2 separate regions of the Mus musculus genome follow, and region 1 is linked to region 2. The links are chromatin loops, found by intact Hi-C in ENCODE. Cell type or tissue: heart. All regions are shown on one strand. Links, peaks and the distances in the headings refer to the core of each region. The heading gives the core; the rest is flanking DNA. Region 1 has its middle 27 kb from the start of Bcorl1. Region 2 overlaps Bcorl1 (BCL6 co-repressor-like 1).

What was found. Hi-C counts contacts between places; a loop is a spot of excess contacts. Peaks named below come from ENCODE experiments on the same cell type or tissue, not always from the same donor. Only the 100,000 strongest peaks of a DNase experiment are listed, where the experiment ranks them.
Region 1: it touches region 2 in a loop (5-fold over the local background); 1 of 42 quality-filtered maps calls a loop at or near these places.

What each region holds. Positions count from the first base shown.
Region 1 is chrX:48,309,244-48,318,932 of GRCm38, forward strand. No RefSeq gene overlaps it. Among named protein-coding and RNA genes, the nearest start is that of Bcorl1, 27 kb to the right of the region's middle. In heart, for the core only: no CTCF peak of the experiment used is centred there; a DNase peak (open chromatin) is centred at 5,538; H3K4me3 peaks cover 1,440 bases; H3K27ac peaks cover 1,059 bases; H3K27me3 peaks cover 1,119 bases.
Region 2 is chrX:48,377,626-48,387,314 of GRCm38, forward strand. Bcorl1 (BCL6 co-repressor-like 1) reads left to right here. Exons shown (of 15, transcript NM_178782.4): 8 at 1,319-1,705; 9 at 6,297-6,520. Among named protein-coding and RNA genes, the nearest start is that of Bcorl1, 41 kb to the left of the region's middle. In heart, for the core only: a CTCF peak has its summit at 6,187 (motif pointing left); a DNase peak (open chromatin) is centred at 6,286.

The sequences.
Region 1 (9,689 bases), core at 3,246-7,245, 69 kb before region 2:
TTAAAGAAATACCGAGTTCTTGGGGCCCTTGGTAAAAACCCCTCAGGAGAAACAGAGAATAGAATTTATTTCTGCAAACTAAACAAGATAAAGTAATTCGTATGATTAAGAAGTCAAGAAGAGAGCACTAAGATAGCCAAGGAACACCTGGCCTGCTCTAAGGACCTAAGAGTCTGGATTGAGAGACTCTGCTCTAATTGTCCAATCCCAGCAAGGAATGGAAAGACCATGGTGTGTGTTGAGGGAACAGGGCAATGCCAGGCCGAGATTTTAGTGCCTCTGGGTCATATTCACTGAGTGGGTGGTCACCTCTTATCGTTGTGGGGCAGGGGGACTGAGGAACGACAGGATATTGACCTCATTTCCTCCTGGCCCGAACTTCCTCAATGGAAAAAGCAGACTGAACAAGGTTTTTTATTGAATTGGTAGCACTTTGGAAAATTATAGCCAATTCCCAGTAATCAGTGGCAACAAGGGGCCGGCAGTAGGGTCTGCAATTAGATAAAGAAAAATAGCAATGTTTACAGTTCAGTTTGTTTTAAAATGACAGATCTCCCTTTATAACTGTGAACCAACGAAGGTTCAACTATGAGTTGGTCTTTGCTTCAGCCCTTCTGTTCAGAGCAGTTCCTCCACCTGTCCCTACATTCTTTGGCCTCCAGAACTCTTGAGTGCTTTGCTCCAACCCCTACCTCCTAAAGGTTCTGTTCTGTCTCCATCCTCCATATTCCCTCTGGCACTTGGTATAGACCTTTTTGCAGTTGGTCTTTTCTGCCTGTCTGTGACCTGTCTCTCTTCACAATAAAAGCTTCCAGAAGGCAGACTGCATTGTTTTGTCCAGTTCAGCAGGTCCTTGCGCTTAGCACTCTGCCTGGCACAGTTAGACTCCTACCCAACCCTTCGTTTGTTGTTGCTCAGTGAACTCTGGGTACCCTGGGTCTCATGTCCCAGTGGCCTTGAGGGGTACTCTAAGGTCAGGGGGATTCCAGACTCCAAGGGCCTAGAGGGAGCTTACACCCCCACCCCATCCCCTGCAGATAACAGGGAATTCCCTGTACTTTGCAAGCTGGAAAGGAGTAGTATTTACCAAGCCCAATTACTGCCCATTTTGTTGTTCTGGGAGAGGGAAGTGTCAAACCTAGCCGAGTAGACAGAGTGTGATGGAGAAGAAAGGGCTTCTTAGGCAGGCAAACAGACCCTGCAGTTCCCATTTGGTCACTGGGCCCCCTAAGTGTGAGACTGGAGAGTTGATGGTGAGAGAGAGAAGGAAAAAGAGGGAGTGGGCCCATGCACTGAGCTCTCCTTTCTGCTCCTTTAGCCCCTGGTCCATGCCTCCTCCTTGCTGGCCTCCCTCTGGGCTCTTAGGCTCTTTGTTGGTCTGTCTGTCGGTCCGCTTTTTACTCTTCTCTTCTCTCTCTCTCTCTCTCTCTCTCTCTCTCTCTCTCTCTCTGTTCACGTGATCGCCCGCTCTCAATGGCTTTGATCACCTCTTCTGAGGCAGCACCTTTCCGCTGGTAACAGGAGATACTTGGTGTCTGGGGCGGAATGAGTTTCCTTCCTCCTCTTTTTTCCTCTGCGTTCTCCAGCGACTCTGGCGGCTCCTTGCTGCTTGGTCTCTGGCCCTCGGCCCTCCACCACCTCTCCAGCCTCTCCAGCCTCTCCCAGCCCCCACAGTGCTCATGCTCTCTCCTTTCCCCTCCCCTGCGGGCCCTCCCTAGGCAGCCAGCCTTCTTTGGGGAGAGGGTTTCTGCGCGGCGGCGGGGAGGGGGGGTGCAGATAAAAGGGCCTGAACCGACTCCGGAGCACCCCTTTGCAGGGACCCACCACGTGGGCCCTCCGTCTTCCTACAATGGACAACCTTCTCGTTCTGGCCAGCCAGAGGACAGGAGTTCTGCCCGTCAGGCAACCTTTCTGGCCAGATTCGAGCCAGTTGCTCTGCCTTAGATGCCAAGCTTCTGGGTGCTTCGAATACCAAAAAATGCATAGGGCACTCACTAGTCCTGGAGATGCTCCTGAGTATGGAAGCAGCTCGTTTGGTTCCTCGGGCTGGAGAATCGCCAGCTTAAGGGAGGAGACGCAGGGCTCCAATTTCAGAAAGCTCCCAGTCCTGGGTGGGGAGGCTTGGGGAGGGGTGTGTGACAATATCTCCAGCCTCAGGACAGCCCTGAGTCTGATGGGAGATATGCATTCTCTCCACTTTGTAGTCCAAACCGAATAAGGATGAATTCAGAAGCGAGATCTCAAGAGGAAGCTGAGACAGGCAAATAGAGAGTTCCAGACCAAGCTAAGACTCTATGTAGAATAACAACAACAACAAAAACAATAACGCTGAGATAAAATGTCTTGTCAAGGCAGAGCTGAACCTACATATTGGTGAACTCTGGACAGAACCATATATTGTTTCTCCGCCATTGTGCCCAGCACGTACCGAACTAACCGTCTTCCTTCTACCACTAGCAACTATCATCACTTGAACCCACCGCCACAGTTTGGAATCAAAAGCGAATTCCCATTATTTACATGGGTAAAATTTTTTAAAAGGCTGGATAGAACAAGCGCATCAGGCAAAAACATTTCCACAGTAGCTTCTCTGCAAATGTAAGCTCTTAGCTAGAGGCTGCTTCCAGGGTGCTTACCTGGCCCACATGCCAGGAGTAGGCATTTTAGATACGATGTTGGGACTATTTATCTGACACAGACACACACACAGCTGGCCACTTAATGCTATCTTAGTCAATAAAGCTAAGTCCCCTCAGGGGATATTGCCTGTAGCCACAGCCACACTTACTCTACAGTGGGGCATAGCCCTGGCCAATCCCATATCGAATGACCCAAAGGCTGTGCGGGGAGGGGTGCCAGCAAGAATTCCATCTCTCCAGGATCTTGCAGAATGACTTGACTTGTGAAGTGCTCTGGGCCCCATAGGTAACAAGTAGAATAGTACTTGTTTGCGACAAAGACTAATAAAAATGGTTACCATGGCCACTATTTCTTGAGCTCTTCCCAAGTGGCAACTGTATATAGCATATATTATATTGAATCAATATATATGGTGGGTACTATTATTGTCCCTGTTTAGAAGAGAAAGCAAATATGGTGCAGATAATAAAAGTCCAGACCTCTAAATTAAAAGAGGTTTCATTATTACCTAATAGCAAAACTGAGTTTGAAATCCAGGTCTAGTCATTGTCCAGCTTCAGGTGTTTAACCATTATACTATCCTATCTGTTTCTTACATGGAATGATTCTAAGACTCCTAGAAAGAACACCGTGAGGAGTTGGGGGTGGGGGACATTTCCTGAAAACGAGTCATTCAAAATGTGGTGGTTAAAGGGGGTGGAGCACAGGAAGCAAAGTGATCTTGCTGGCTCTTTAAATGTCATAGATCCTCCAATAAAACTCCAGACTATTACAGTCTACCTGCTCAGGCCCAGAGATATAGTCCCATTTCTGGTTTCTGTCTTCTGGATAGAATGCCAGGCCCCAGGGTGAGCTTCTGGGAGGCAGTGTTGTGGGGGTGGGCTTGATAATAGACCCCTGCTGCCCTACCCCCAGTCTTCCCTGAAGGGAGGACAAATAGAGCCATTGATTGGAAACTCTCCCAGAGGGCATTAGAGTAATGACTCTGGACTGTGTGATGCCCACACCCCCTTTGACCTCCTTACTGACCCCTGCCCTGGGAAGTTCCAAAGGCCACAAATCTCAGTTGCTTGTGGGCCATGTGGTTTGTGGCTAGTTGTAGTCTTTGAGGGGTCAGGGAAATAAGGGGGGGTAAGGGATACTTCTTCTCACTGTGCAGGGTCCCTTCCAAATCCTGCCAAGACATACTGCAACTACTGATATTTTTGAAAAGCAGCAGGGCTCTGTGCTGATATGCATGCATGTTTGCACTGCCTGCCATACATTGGTGTTGGAAGAAAAGTGCCAGGGTACAGAAGGTGCTATGTGGCAGTAGACAGGTCTTACCCCTAAAGGAGTACTACTTCCAAGCCAGGTGTGTAGGTGGATGGCTTGACCAGGAAAAGCTTAGAAGTCTAAATCCTCATTTCTAGCATTAGAAAAAGAAGCTTTGAATGCCTTCCGTATATGCCAGCCTTCTTGTGGGCACTAAGCTGTGATGTTAAGATCATCTCCATTGTAGCCGGGCAGTGGTGGCGCACGCCTTTAATCCCAGCACTTGGGAGGCAGAGGCAGGCGGATTTCTGAGTTCGAGGCCAGCCTGGTCTACAAAGTTGAGTTCCAGGACAGCCAGGGCTATACAGAGAAACCCTATCTCGAAAAACAAAAACAAAACAAAAAAATCATCTCCATCACTTGAATACTTATGACCTAGCACAGGTGACAGAAACAATAAAACATGCTACCAAAACTATGGCAACGAGAATTAATAAAGAATCATTCAGCCATTTGAAGTGGCGAGCTAGAGGGACTTGGGGGAGAATATGGCTGCTTAATCTGACCCCGAAGCACAAACCCCATTCTAATCTCTATTACCATCTCCCTGCGTGAGCTCAGCAAATGATTAAGCCATCTGGGTGGCCTCAGTTTCTCCACCTTCAAAATGGGAGCCATAAACTGAGCGAAGCTGCTTGTGTTTTTGAAATGCTGAAGGAGCTCAATCAAGTTCAAAGCCAGTGTGGGCTCCGTGGTGAAGTCCAGACCAGTCTGAGGTACCTAGCAAGACTCCGCCTCAATAAGTAAATAATTAAATAGAAAAATAAAACAATCAGGGGCGGTAATCTGTGAAGTCAGGCCCCTGCGTGTCTGTGTCTTGTGTAGCCTACCTCTCATTTTGTTTGGACCCCACATTCAACATGGACCCCTGCAGCGAGCTGAGGGAGAGTATAACAACGATTTCCTCGCGATCCCAAGTAAACACGGTGAAGAGCCGAAGACTAAGGAAAATTGAGATTGAGAGGCTGAGGGAAGTTACAAGGGAGATTCAGTTGTGCGCAGGATGTGCGTGGCCCCAAAGGAAGAGGAGAGGAGAGTTCAGAGTTTAACTTCTCTTCTGACTTAACTAACCACCTTTATGTATCAAATAATCCTTCCAAAACCTTTCCTCTCCTCCACCTTTGAAGCAAGTCCTCTACCCAACCCCAGCAATCTATCTTGAGGACCAGGGAACTGAGCTGCCCTTTCCGACCTCTTCCTCTCATTGATTGGCATCACCTTCATTTCTCTAAGGAGTCCAGCGGAGCATCTGCCTGCACTTTTTTTGTTGTTGTTGTTAAAATTCCAATCCCACTTTAGGGGAGACGATTGCCAGCTGCATTCCGTTTTGTCTTCGCTGAACAAGGACAGAGTTCCTTTTACTGGCCCTAAACTGCTCCCTGTAGAGCTTCAGCGGGGCTAGAGAGCTCCGGTCCTGGACTGGGCCAAGCAGGCTGCGCTGCCACTCCAGGATTTCCTGCACTTGGAGAGGCGAGGTCGGCTCGAACTTCGGCCTGTGGAGAAGGCAACTCCGCATCTCTTTAAGATGCAGAAACTCCCAGCCCACGCCCACACCCACGCCCCTCGGGCCACCCCCGCCCGCCTTAGGCTCCTCCCACAGCCCTCGGTGTCAAGGGCCTCCCAGCCACCTGCCCGATGCACATCCCGCGAGCAAAGCACGACCGCGGGAGAAGGAAGCGGAGATCGTGCCCACACCAGCCGGGCGCTGACTACTGCCAGCAGCTCGCTTTCCCCGGTCGTCTGCCCTTACCCAGCATGCACTTCCAGGCCCTGAGCTATCTTGGAGCCGCAGCCCTTGGGGTCAGAGCGGCCAGAAGAAACAGGAAGTTTGGGACGGTCTTAGTCCTGGGGCAGGGAGTCCGAAAAGGCAGGCCCTTCGCTCCGCGCTGCCCACCCTCCCCACCGCCCATCGCCGGCCCTCTCCATCTGGCACTTCCCTGGGGTCCGTTTCGGGGGCTGGCCTGAACTCGAAAAAAATCCAGATGTGTTAGGGGGGTCATTCAAGGCACAATCCCAGGCTTCTCTTCGCAGTAGCATCTTTAGGTATAAAGATCGAGGGTGTACAGGAAGGGAGAGAATGCCCTGGTCCTGATGAAGTGGTAGTCCCAAGGGTAAGGAAGGAGAGAGGCGATAGATTTGGGTAAGGGTAGTGACTAGAGATTCATTTCCCACGGACCGTCTCTTGGATAAGGCAATGGTTAGAACCCAGTGCAGAATCCAGAGATCATTGCTTCCGCCCTCCATCCAGCTAGTTAGCTTCTCTCCATATTAACTTTAGAGACGTTCCAGCCCATCAGGGACCATCTCACAAGTCAGCACTGCCATTCACTAGAAGCACTTGGCAAAATAGAAGTGACCCCTAATGCAGCCCTATTCTTAGTGCAGAGAACACAAAGCACATGCCCATTGAAGGTGATCTCCATCCACAGCATTTGGACAGGCAGAGAGGACTGGATTCTCTGTCCCGGGGGTCTCTCTCTCACTCCCCACTCCTAAGTCCCTACTAGCTAAACCAATGACACCACCAACTTCAATCCTCACGTTGTCGTCTCCCCACCCCCACCCCCAACTGAGAGAGGTTTGGGTAGCAGTTGCTCCCAGTGAGCTGTTTTGATCCCAGCATGCCATTTGGCCAATCCTCTTCTGGTTGTGCAGACAGGCCCTCTGTGCCTCTGCTTGGAAACACTGGTTCTCTTCCCACAACCTCACTCTTCAATCCAAAACCCGCTTCCTTGCTCACTAGACATGCCCAAGTTCTCCTGGATGATTTCCTGAATCTTCCTAGCTTTGTCTCGAGGAGGGGGCCAGGGCGTGACAAAGGTGCAAGTCTTAAATGGCTTGAAAGTAAGACTGTGACGGTAATAATTCAAGGGTTTTAGAACGGTTGTAAAGTGAGAGTATTACTGGCATAGTTTCTGCCTCGGACACCCCCAGGCAGAATTAATTGGTCCTTTTTCTGTGCTCTCCTAATGCAGTCTTAATCTTTATGCCTCTATTATCACATTGTATTGTAATTATTTGTTTATGTGTTTGTCTGCCCCGTCGAAGGTGAGCCCCTGGAGGGCAGAAACCACACCTTATTTATTTCTATCTCTCTAGCTCCCCACACACTTCCTAGCTCAGTAAAGGGCTGTTGACTAAATGACCTAGAAATGGAAGGGATTCTGTTAATTGACAGACTCTCGTTTGCCTTTCCTATTCTTTGATGCAACTTCGACATGCATCCATGGATACACTCACTGATGTAAATGCTCAAACTCAGCTGATATACAAAAGCCAATGTACCACACAGTCTGGGTGTCAGTATAAGACCACACCTTGTAAAGTAAGAGGATGCTACCTCACATCAAGTAACTGTCTTTCTGAACGTCTTCAAACCCAACTATCTGACAAATCAACAGCCAACAATCACAACTGTTTTGGTGGATGTTTTTTCATTGGCCTGGCTTTTAAAGTAACCTCAATTCAAGGTGTCAAAACACTGAACACTGGAGCCAGAAGGACTCTCTAAGGTGCTCTCAGAAAATTTCTTTTGCAGATGAGATGTTCCTCAGTACAAAGTCAGTCTTTTGTTCTTCATACCTTGAGTATGCATATGTATAACATGTGTTTGTATGTTGGCACCTGCCAGAATCTGCTGACATGTATAGCCATAGATATATCTGAAACCTGTGCCACCATTGCACAGGATCTATCAAGCCAGTGAGAATGGTCCCATCTGAGTGGAGGAGGAGGACAGGGTTCGTGCAGATCAAAGAAGGGAGGGCAGGGGTCACCCAGGCCAGGCCACCCTTGCCAGAATGCAAAGGGGGATAAAGAAGCCTACAGGTCAGGTTTGCAGCTGTCACCGAGTGTGCTTGGCTCTCCCAGCTCCCCTCTGCCCCACCCCTCCCCGCTGCCCCAGCCTGTAGAGGCGGAAAACATCCTGTGCTCATTCCAGGAGCATGTGCGCACTGCCTGTGAGGTATGTGAGTAGCGAACTTCCAGCTGCCGTCTTACACTTAAAGGTCCTGACAGGCCAACTCCTCCTCCCAAATAAAACCATTACCCACCACTGGCCTTTCTTCACATGGCGACCAGGACTCAACAGGAGAGATAGCAAGGCTTCCCCCTACCCTCCATCTCCTTGAGGATTTTTTTTTTCCCTTTCAGAACCAACTCCGACTGCGACTTCGAAGTCTACACAGGCTTAACCCCTACCTGTGTGTGAAAGCCTCTTGCAACCTGCTCCAGAGGATACTCTGTAGCTGGGCTCTGTTCTTATTTTCCCATCTAGGTCCTTGCAACTCCAACCCAGAGAATCCCGTTATCTGTTCCTTGCTTTTGCATAGTGCTTTACAGCTTTCAAAGCACAGTCCCATACAGGTCCTATTTTACATTTGTCAGGAGCTCTAAGGCAAGCATTAGTAGCTTCCTTTTACTGCACCAGGAGAGTGTAGCTCGAAGATAAGCAAGCTGCCCAAGGTCATATAGCTAACACAAGAGGGTGGGACAGAACCGTGGTCTCCATCTTTGCTACAAAGTATATATCTCAACCAGCCAGCTACTCAGATGTCTGACTCCTCAAGAAGAATTGAGGGGAGTACCATTTCTTCCTTCTTTGGCAATTCCAGGATGCCTTAAGGAGGACATCCTCTCCACTCAGACGGCATTGCAAGGCCTGAGTAGTCAGACAGCATACAAATGGCTAGTGGATCTTGGAAATTCCAGGTAAAGATGAGGAGTATTTGCATAGTGATTTTGTGCACCTCCAGGGTCTTCAGCAACACGCATCTCCTGCCTCTCTTCTGCACTCTAAGTTGCTCAGGACAATGCTCAAGACCTAGACAGAGAAGATACCATCTCTTCATGTAGACCCTGACTCTCCAAGGGTCTGCCAATCCAGCATGATGAATGATGAAGACTAAAGTTAAGATTGGTACTGATCAAAGGCATTGTGATCTAGATCCTTTCTTACAGAGACAGGTTATGCCAATAGACTTGTCCCGTGCCTCTTTAATTCTGGCAGGCGCAAATGAAGGGCACCCTCTCTCGTCCTTTTATGAATCTCAGCTGATTTCCCTTAAAGGCAGGCTGCTAGGCAGCACTTTCCGCCCCCACCAGACTCCCTCACTGTACCTGGGCCCCGCCTCGACTATCCTCAGGGGCGGAGCCAGCCCTAGGGCAAGCTGGGGCAGGAAGTGGTTGCAATTACACACTCCTGCCCTGCATTGGCTGTCACTACCGGGAGCGACATTGCTAACTGGACTAGCCCCAAACGTCCAGGCCAGGGCTGTGCTTGGCAGGGGAGCTCCTAGGCTACAATGAATCTTTCTCAAGGGAAGAATTTTCTAGGCTGAATAGGCTTGAAGCCTCAACTGTCTGATGTTCAGTCACATCCAAGGATATAGGAAGGAGGTTGTGAGTCTGGATCCTCACCCTTGCATGGCAGCCACTCCTCACTACTGTTGCTTTTTAGCCTGGCTTCTACCTACAAGCAATGTTCTTCTGCTACATGGACACCCTGCTCCAAGCTGCCAAGAGCTCTGATTTTTCCTAGCAGGAGAGAACAAGCTTTGATCTGTCACTGCAAACCACAGCACGGTGGTTTTATTTCTCCCTATCACTCCCCCATTTCCATTTCTTAGACACTCTCCTCTGGGGCCAGGGCTGGGCCAGGTGAAGGGTGGGACCGGTGTGCTCACAGCCGAGGGCTGAAAAGAAACCATAAAGAAGGATGGCTGGTGGAGTTTCAG
Region 2 (9,689 bases), core at 3,736-7,735:
AATAGAGACGACTAATCCAACGAGCTGACGTCCTGTTAACTGGTCCCTCAGCACATGGCAAGCTCTATAGTAACTGGGGCTTAGAATGATGGCCTGGCGGCCTCACAAAGTCCTGAAGTGTCCTCTGAATCATCAAAGAGTGATTACATTCTTGCCAGTCCCATTTTTGTGTTAAACACATTGTACTGTATTTGATTCTTTGGAAATTGGTGATTTCTGTGCGATTCTGTATTAACCAGAATATTAGGTTAACTAGAACACTCTGTTCCCTGCCTGGTCCATATAATGCAAAGTTTAGTGGGATAGTTGTTGTCTTTAAGCACTTGAGCAACTTGAAGCTTTGGTCTAGGGTGGGGTTTTTGTTGTTTGTTTGTTTGGTTTGGTTTTTTCCCCTCCAACCACCTTTTTCTTCTGCTGACCTTACTAGGGTGTAGATACTGCTGAGTTAACAGCTAGGCTTTCGGGAGAAACATAGTACTGCTCCTTCTAAGGAAGGTGTGAGATCTGTGGTGTAAAACCAGGCCAATTTAGGGTTGTGCTTTTACTGTTAGCCAAGTTAAGGGTAAGTAGGGAGAGAGCGAATAGCCTCTTGGCAAGGTGACCCAAGAGGATAGGAAAGATGCTGTTTGTCCTGGGGTGATCGGCCTTGTACTTGTCCAGCAGCAAGGAACAGCTGCAGTGGATGGGCAGACAGACTAGAGAGAAAAGTCCATCCTTGAACTTCTGCAACTATGTAAGAGGTAGGATTAGTTTAATGGAAGAGGGCCTACTGTACTCCACTGGGACATGCCTGAATCAGATTGTGGCATAGGAAAGGGACTCCCTGCCTTTCCTCTCTGTCAGAGACACTCTTCTTTTATGTCAATTCTGCTTGGCCAAGGTAGCTCTCTTGGCCATATTGGTGGAACCACAAGGTTATTAGGACCTAAGTTGTCACCCCAGACTTCCTTACTCATTTGCTCCCATTTGCCAACCAGCAGAGGACTACAGCTCTCTCCTGCCCTTCATGCAGTGCTTGGCTCCTCATCATCACTGAGAGTTTGTGAGTGGGATTCAAGTTAACACTGCACTGGGGAGGAGTGAGGATGGTTCCTAGTACTTCATGGTATTTTGGACTCTATAAAGTACGTACTTAAGAGTGGAAGACTTCACTTGAGCCCCCAGAACAGTCCTTCGAGATAAGTGTACCCCTAATAACTGACAGAGCCTGACCTTGAACTCAGTTCTACAAATTTCTACTCCAGGGAAGCTGTGTCAATACCATACGTAATGCCTTGAAGAAGTACCTGAATGTCTTCTGTACATATCCCATCCGTAGGTAGCATCTGTAGCTCTTTTGCTGGTATGGCAGACAGTGACATGGGAAGCCAGGAGGTTTTCCCTACAGAGGAAGAGGAGGAGGTCGCTCCCACCCCAGCAAAGAGGAGAAAAGTCAGAAAGACCCAAAGGGATACCCAGTACCGCAGCCATCATGCCCAGGACAAAACCCTGCTGAGCCAAGGCCGCAGGCATCTGTGGCGAGCCCGAGAGATGCCCTGGAGGACAGAGGCTGCCCGGCAAATGTGGGACACCAATGAAGAGGAGGAAGATGATGAGGAAGAGGGCCTCGTGAAGAGAAAGAAACGGAGACGGCAGAAGAGCCGAAAATACCAGACCGGGGAGTACCTGATTGAACAAGAAGAGCAGAGGCGGAAAGGGAGAGCAGGTAAGGCTGGCTCTAGGCTGCTGTTCCTGTTGTGACGTCAGCTGGAGCCTTAGGACTGACAGGAACCTGGTACTATAGTCTTCACATGTGGGATACACAGATCCATCTTGAGTATGTGCCTTTGAATCTAGAATGAATGAACACAAACTAGTCTACAAACTAGCCTTTTAAAAATGTATATCTGAACCTGTGGTCCAAGCCACTGTGATATTGTTGGCTTGGGCCACTGTCTTATCAGCGAGTTATGATTGGCTTGACAGAGTCAAGTTTTTGGAGACTATAGGTTCTTTTTTTCTGTGATATTCAGTTTAAAAGTAAGACAAGCCAGGTGTGGTATATACGTCTGCCATCCAAGCAGTCAGGAAGTTGAGGTAAGAGGACAGTGAGTTTGAGGACAGCCTGGGTTACATAGTGAAACCCTGTCTCAAAACAAAGAGGGAGGGGAGGGCATTGGCTGCCACACCTGGCATGCTTCTGCTCACAAACTAAAATGAAATGTAGTAATTCTAAAGGCAATAGAAAACCTGAAATATGTAAAACTCTCTGCTTTCTCAGGTAAAGCCACAAGGGGTTTTTTTAGAGTTAAAGTTTTGAGGTGACATAGGTGGCCCTGAGCTGTGAAAGCAGGCAGTTCAAAAAGAAAACTTTCTATGGCCATGGCTCATGCTTAAATACCATCATGGAAGGATAGACAGTCATAAAAAGCTTGTTCATACCAGGGTACTTCATTAAGTGCCGCTCAGGACTGTTCCCATAGTGGCTTTCTAATTGAGCAAAAAAAAAAAAAAAAAAAAAAAAAGCTCATCTCTGGATTCCATAGCAACACATTTGTCTCTTCTTATTCTCTGGCCTCTTCCCTTGAAATAACAATCGATTGTCTCTTACAGTGTATTCACTTTTAGCTGGTGATAAATATGTATAGTCCCCTTATTATCTAAAACAAACCAAGCTCACATTCTGTAGGCCATAGTTCCTGGGCATGCTATAATGCCGAGAAGGCTTAACCTCGTTTCTGACTCTGTTGAAGTGGAGGTGTATATGATACCTGTCCCCACGCTCAAGAGTAATTGAGCTCATTTTCATCAACTGTCTGAACAAGTGGGGCAATTTTGCCCTTCTTTTGCCGGAACTGTAATGGATTGGTCATGAATGAATTGTCAAACCATTGGCCTCAGCCGCTTGTTAGGACGCCCAGCAGTGTGTGTATTACTCAGTCCTCTCTAATGAAGGCTGCTTGCCTAGCTTGGGAGCCTCTCCTGGAGCTATCAGCTCTTTCTTTCTTCTTCTTCTTCTTTTAAAATCTATTTTCCTTTCCTTTTCTTTCTTTCCTTCTTTCCTTTCTTTCTCTTTTTCTTTTTAAAATATCTTTTTTATCCCTTTGAGACAGGGTCTCTTTACTATAAAGCTCTGGCTGTCCTGAAAATAACTCTGTAGACCAGGCTGGCCTCAAACTGACAGTGATCCACCTGCCTCTGCCTCTCAAGTACTAGGATTAAAGGCACATGATACTAGCTCTTTCAGTCAGAAGGACCTCTTTGGAGTTGCCTGGACCTATTTGCTAGCTAGTCCATAACACTGAGATAGACGTTGCCACAGCATGCATGATAGGGGCTTAGCTAGCCGTTGCTAGACCATCTGCAGTAACATACTGAATACCAGTGATCAAGGTATCTTGCTTGTTTAAGGGCAGCCCAAACTATTGAGAAGTAGGTCATTCTCCCTCTCTGAGTATTTTTGGGAGCTATGCATTGAAGCCACTGGTGTTAGCAAATCTTTTCATGCAGAAATTTCTTAAAAAAAAATATATATATATTTAAACAGGGTTTCTCTGTATAGCCCTGGCTGTCCTGGAACTCACTTTGTAGACCAGGCTGGCCTCGAACTCAGAAATCTGCCTGCCTCTGCTTTGCCTCCCAAGTGCTGGGATTAAAGGCGTGCGCCACCATCGCCCGGCTAAAATATATTTTTATTGATTTTTTTATGTTTATGGGTGCTTTTCCTGTATGTATGTCTGTGCAGCACATGCAGGCACTTACTGAGGAGGCTAGAATAGGGCACCAGAACCTCCAGACTGCAATACAGATCATTGTGATTCTGTGTGAGTGCTGGGAATCAAACCCGTGTCCTCATGAAGAGCATCTAGTGTTCCTAACCACGGAGGCATCTCTCTAACCCCGGGCCGGGGGGTGAGTTTTGACAAGCACGCCCCTCCTCAGAAAGCTCAAGTCTCCTTACCTACACTATTTGGCTTTCAGGCCAGGGTCAGAGAAGTAGGAAACGGACAAGCCAGGTAGATCACCCTCCTCTCTAACTCTCATGGCCTCTCCTTTCATCTTGTGCTTGGCTCGCTTCCTTTTCATTCTATGAAAGAGGTAGAAACAGCTCTTTCCATGTGCCTACCTGTCCCCTGCACACTCTGTGCTTTTGTAGGCTAGCATAAAGCTCTGGTTCTTCTGCAACTGAGTACACTCCAGAGTTTGCCCTGCCCTTGGTTACATGGAGTAGATGCCTGTTTATTTCCTTCTTTATTGAACTCCGAGATGTGGTTTTCCGTGCTCTCCACGGTTTTCACAAGGCACAGTTCTGTTTCTTCCTCTTGCTTTAACCCTCTTGTTGGGTCAGAAGCTCTGGATTAAGGCTGAGTATGGTGGGTGTATGCCTTTAATTATAGCACTCAAGAAGTAGAAGTAGGCGAATCTTTATGAGTTCTAGACTAACCTGGTCTACATAGTGAGTTTCAGGTCATCCAGGACCATATACTGAGACCATGTCTATAAAACAAGCCAGGAGGTGGTGGCGCACGCCTTTAATCCTAGGACATGGGAGGCAGAGGCAGGCCGACCTCTGAGTTCCATGTCAGCCTGCTCTGCAGAGTGAGTTCCAAGACTGACAGGGCTACACAGAGAAACCCTGTCTCTAAAAATAAAATAAAAGAAGCAGTGCAGAATCCCTAGCACTCAGGGTGCAGAGGCAGGTGCTTCTCCAGGCAGCCAGGGTTTTACAGAGAAACTCTGTCTCAGAACAAAAGGGAGCAGGGATACCTGCTGGGCAAGTGAGAATTGGGTTTGTTCAATGAGTGTCGCTGGGTATATCAACCACACACTAGTCCAGGTTGAATGCACACAGTAGTTGGCTAACACAAAACATACTCCATGTTTTTTTTTAATGGGCTTTTTGTTTTGTTTTCATATTTTTTTGCCATGCTGATTCATTTTTGTTTTTCATGTTTGTGTTTTAGGTTTTTGGAGAGAGGGAAAACATTTTAAAAAGACTAAAAATGGGGTAAAAAGACCTGAGTTTGAATGTTCTTGCTGGAAGTGTCAGAGACCATGTAGCACAGCATTTCTTGGCCATATTGTGAGGACCCACTAATACACTAGGTGGAAGAAGGATAGTATGATAGCTAGGGCTTCTTTCCTAAATCCATAAGCTACAGCCAGTTGTGCAATTTCCTTTTATTGTTGTTATTGTTTTGAGACAAGTTCTGTCTGCATAGTCCTTGCAGTCCTGGAACCCACGACATAGACCAGGCCGTCTTCCAACTCACAGAGATTCAAGGCTTGCGCTACCTCCCACCCCAGCCAATTCACTGGTCTTGAATAGAGACTCCTACATCTGCATCTGCCTTTGGCAGTTTTACAGATGAGAGTCCATTTCAAGTTTGGGGTGGCAGTGAGTTGAGAACTCTGGGATTCCAGTCTCTTCATTTCACACATGGTAGAAACTGAAGTTGCAGCTACTTCATTCATAGCCTTACTGATCTGTTGTGTGCTAGGCTTGGTGTTCAGGTTTGTGACGGAGATACCCCTTCCCCCTAGAGCTTGCACTGAAGTCATATAATAAATAGTGCAGCAACAAATAAGAGAGACCCTCCCTCAATACAAGGTGGAGGGAGGGGCCTGACACCTGATGTTGACCTCTGTAACTGCTCATTACAGCACCTACAAATACAGACATAGCCACACACACAAGCCATGCATCTCCATTGCCAATCGATACAAGTGAATGGTTTATGTCACCTACACAAGAGGTTTAAGGCAGACCCTATGGGGTGAGGCTCTTGCTAGTGGAGTTTGCAGTAGACCTTTTTGAAATTACAATTTTAGACACATGTTGTTGCCCTGTGATACCAATTACCTGATTTCCAATCAGGGAAGGCAGTATCTTTCTGCCATTACACACAAGTAGGCCTATACTGCGCTGGGGAGTGTCTGTTGCATTTACCTTGGTATCTTCAGACAGGAACTGACAGGCAGTTAGAGGTGAGGAGAACTGAGCTCGTAAAGTTAGCCCTCCACTTTGTACTTGAACCCCACTGTACTTGATTGATACTTCAGCAAAACTGCCAAGTTGCTTTTGATTTTGGAGAGGGAGGGGGTAGAGAAAGGCTGAAAAGAGATTCTGGTTTGCTCTGAGCTATGGGGAGATCCTTTCAAAATGACCCGCATTTTGGGGGCCAGTTAGATGGGCTGCCCCCTGCTGGCAGGTCTGGGAAGCGCCTCCCACGGATAGATGGGGAATTTGCATGGTAAAGCACTAAAGGATGGTGTTCCATTTCTGTGACAGTCGTTCTTTCCTGTTTCTTGTTCAGATTCAAAGGCCCGTAAGCAGAAGACTTCCTCCCAAAGTTCAGAGCACTGCCTCAGGAACAGGAACCTTCTCTTGTCCAGCAAAGCCCAGGGGATCTCGGACTCACCAAACGGTTTCCTTCCAGATAACCTGGAGGAGCCAGCCTGCCTTGAAAACCCAGAAAAGCCGTCAGGAAAGCGAAAGTGCAAGACCAAGCACATGGCAAACGCCTCAGAAGAGGCAAGGGTATGTAGCCACCAAAGGGACCAATATGACGACCGTGGGCTAGAGAGGCCGACTTTCTAGCACGTCTGTCTAGCTGTAATTCTCTCCCAGAGGGCAAAGGAAACAAGTAGATGGGGGAGGGGGCCACTGAGCTGTATGAAAGTATTCTAAAAGTATTCTAGAAACGCGGGACACATTCAAACAGTGGAAACTGAAGTTATAGTTAATTATGGGGTTTGACCCCTGATTTCTTTTCCCTAACAATCCTTGTACCTCATTTTTAAATATGGCAGGGTATTAGCCTGAACAGATTGTTAACATCCAGTCAAGAAGCTCCTGTCTGACTTTCTGAGACAACTAAGGTAGAGTGTAACTTGTTGAAGCCAGGATTTTGTTACCTAGACCAAGGTTTAAGGGTCCAGGTTAGCTGCTGTCTCCATCCTGTCCCCTGTTCCTTTGCCTCTGGAGGAAGCCTAGCAGCGAATGAATTGGGTACTTAGCAGTTAGCCAGGCAAGCATTCTTTGAACCCTTTTCAAAATTACCAGTTCATTTGCTTCTGCGGTTCATAACACTTGCAGCGCTGTCAGATTCTACAATGTACCGCTAAAGAAGAATGGCATAGTCCTTTGAAGGAAGTGAGTTGCAGGTCCAGCGTGTACCTGTGATAGGTATCTGCCATTGACAACAGAAAATCAAATGACCACGTTGGGCTGGTTTGGTTAGTTACAGCTCTTATTCTTCTGTCTGGCTTTCAAGTAGGAATTCCCAAATGATACCAGTGAGGGATAGATGCTTGTCTTTGCCCACCTCTTCCTCCCCCGTGAATCCTTGTTGCAGCTTAGACAAGACACTCAAGTCTATTTGCTCATCTTTAAATGGAGCTGATGCTCCCTGCCCCTTCTGTCTCACAGGAGTACTTGGGGGGAACAAAAGCAATGTCTGTGACAGGCTTTGATAACGGAAAGTGTTCTCTGAGGGTCAGTATGCATCCTTGCACTTCAGGCAGAGACAGGAATGAGAGAACTAGAGGGAAAGCCAGACCAACTGTGATCTGGCATGCCAGGGAATCCATTATCCCAAACCCATAGACTACAGGACTGATAGGAGCCACTGGGAGAGTACAGACACGTGCTTGGCTCTGGCCGCCTCTTTCTTCTTGTCACTTTTTATTTATTTAATGTATGTGCTTATATTGTGTGTAGAGGTGAGAGGACAAGCTCGGGTGTAGGTCCCTTGTTTGAGACAGTCTCTCTGTTTTTCTGCTGCATGCACTGGGTAAGCAGGAATGGATTTTTTTCTGTCTCCACCTCCCATCTTCCCATAGAGTACTGGGTTTATAGGCACTTGTATCACAAGTCCAGCTTTTATATGGGTTCTGGGGATTCGAACTCATATCCTCATGCTTGTATGGCAAAGTTGCTTTTACTCCAGCTCTCCTGTTGGTGCTCTTAATTCCCAAGTACTTCTTAGAGGTAGGCACTTATATTCCAGTCATTTTACAGTAAAGACTTATGAGAGGTGACTCAGTGGTCCTCCTTGCCAGAATCAGGACATGAAACAAATTTGTCTGCCTGAGGAAGAGGCCTAGGTTGTCAATGTGTCTTGCAGTCTCTGAGTAACTGCTTTCTGCCCGTTTCTGGGCCTCCCTAGGAAGTAGGTTAGTAGGCAGAAAACACTACCATCTTTAAACAGTTCTGAGACAGGTAGAGGTCCCCGGGTCCTGCCCTCCTTCCCATCTTCCCTGGCCCCATCCCACACAAAGGGCTCAGCAGCACACTCATGCTTCTGTGTGCTTGCTCTGGCTGGCACCGGGTCTGCTAAAATGTTCTCCTGGAGAGGGTTTTGTCTCTCCCTGCAGCCTCCCTTCCCCCTCCTGCCTTTCTTTCTCTCCCAGTCACCACACCTGCTCCAGTTGCCCCCATGGCACGGGGCTTTGTAGTAGGAAGCAAGGCAGGGGGAGGATGGGGGATGCTCCTGCAACACTAAAGCGCAGCATTGGACAAGAGCCTCTTCCCACAGGGGCTCAGAGCCAGGAGGAAGAGGGGGGAGGGGTCCCCTTACATGGTCTCACCCCTCCCCCTCTCGGGCAGCCTTCTTGCCTGCTCTGGCAGCCTGGCTTTCAGAAAGGAACTTACTGGAGCTGGCTTAGTGTCACAAAACCTGAGTCCATTTCCCCATGGTTTCCAGTCCTGGTGTTATAGTTTCCATCTTCCTAGCAATAAAGCAGTATCATATAGTTAGTGTTTTCTTGCTAGGGATTGTGCCTCCACCGTTCTGCCATGGAAACTGATCAAGACTTGTTGAAATTTACCCGAGGGCATAGATTCCCTGGCCCTGTATCATTTATCTCTTAGTGCCCCTTCCTTGACTTTATGGAACTTTCTAGGTAACTTTTTTTGACTCCCCAGGCTTTGTACAGGGATAGCTTGAATCAAGGCAACACATAATTGTAATGCGCCCAGCTCTGACTTCAGTGCCGTAAGCAACAACTGAGAAGGTGACAGTGGGACCGGTGCCCCTAAGGAACTTAAGAACTAGCGAGAGCTACGTGTAGAGGGTAAAGAAGGCTTGTTTGATCCTGGAGCTGAAGGCCAGCTTAAGCAAAGTAGTAAGACAGAATCCTAATGGAAATTAAGAAAAAAAAACTTCCTAGGGGTTTCAAGACTCAACTACCCATGGAAAACAGCAAGAAAATAAGAAGTGAGATGTCAGAGGATAAACTCTGAGTAGGCTTTGGACTTGCAGTGGGGCCAGAGGGCAGAAAAGTGCAGAGGACAGGATTGGACTGAGCTTCGGATGCTCGGGGGGGCTTTGAGTAGATGCTCGTGTTTTTAGCATAAACAGTCACTCTGAAATCTAGCGGCCCCGCATAACCAGAAGCAGATAGCCACGTATCATCTTTTAGTTTCTGGAGCTCAGGGTTTCAGGAACAGCTTAGCTGAGCCCAGTGTGGGGTTTTGTGTGAGGTCACAGTCCAGGTGTTAGGCAGGACTACATCGGTGTGTTTCTGGTGTATGTAGTTTGTGCACGTAGCTGGCAAAATGATGCTGACCATTGGGAGGAGGCCTCTATTCCCTTCCTCGTGGATCCCCTCAAAGGTCTTTTCTCACAGAAAATAATTTGAGAGAGAACCAAAAAGGTGCCATAGTGTCTTTTGGAACCTGACTTTGGAAGTGACACCCCATTCCC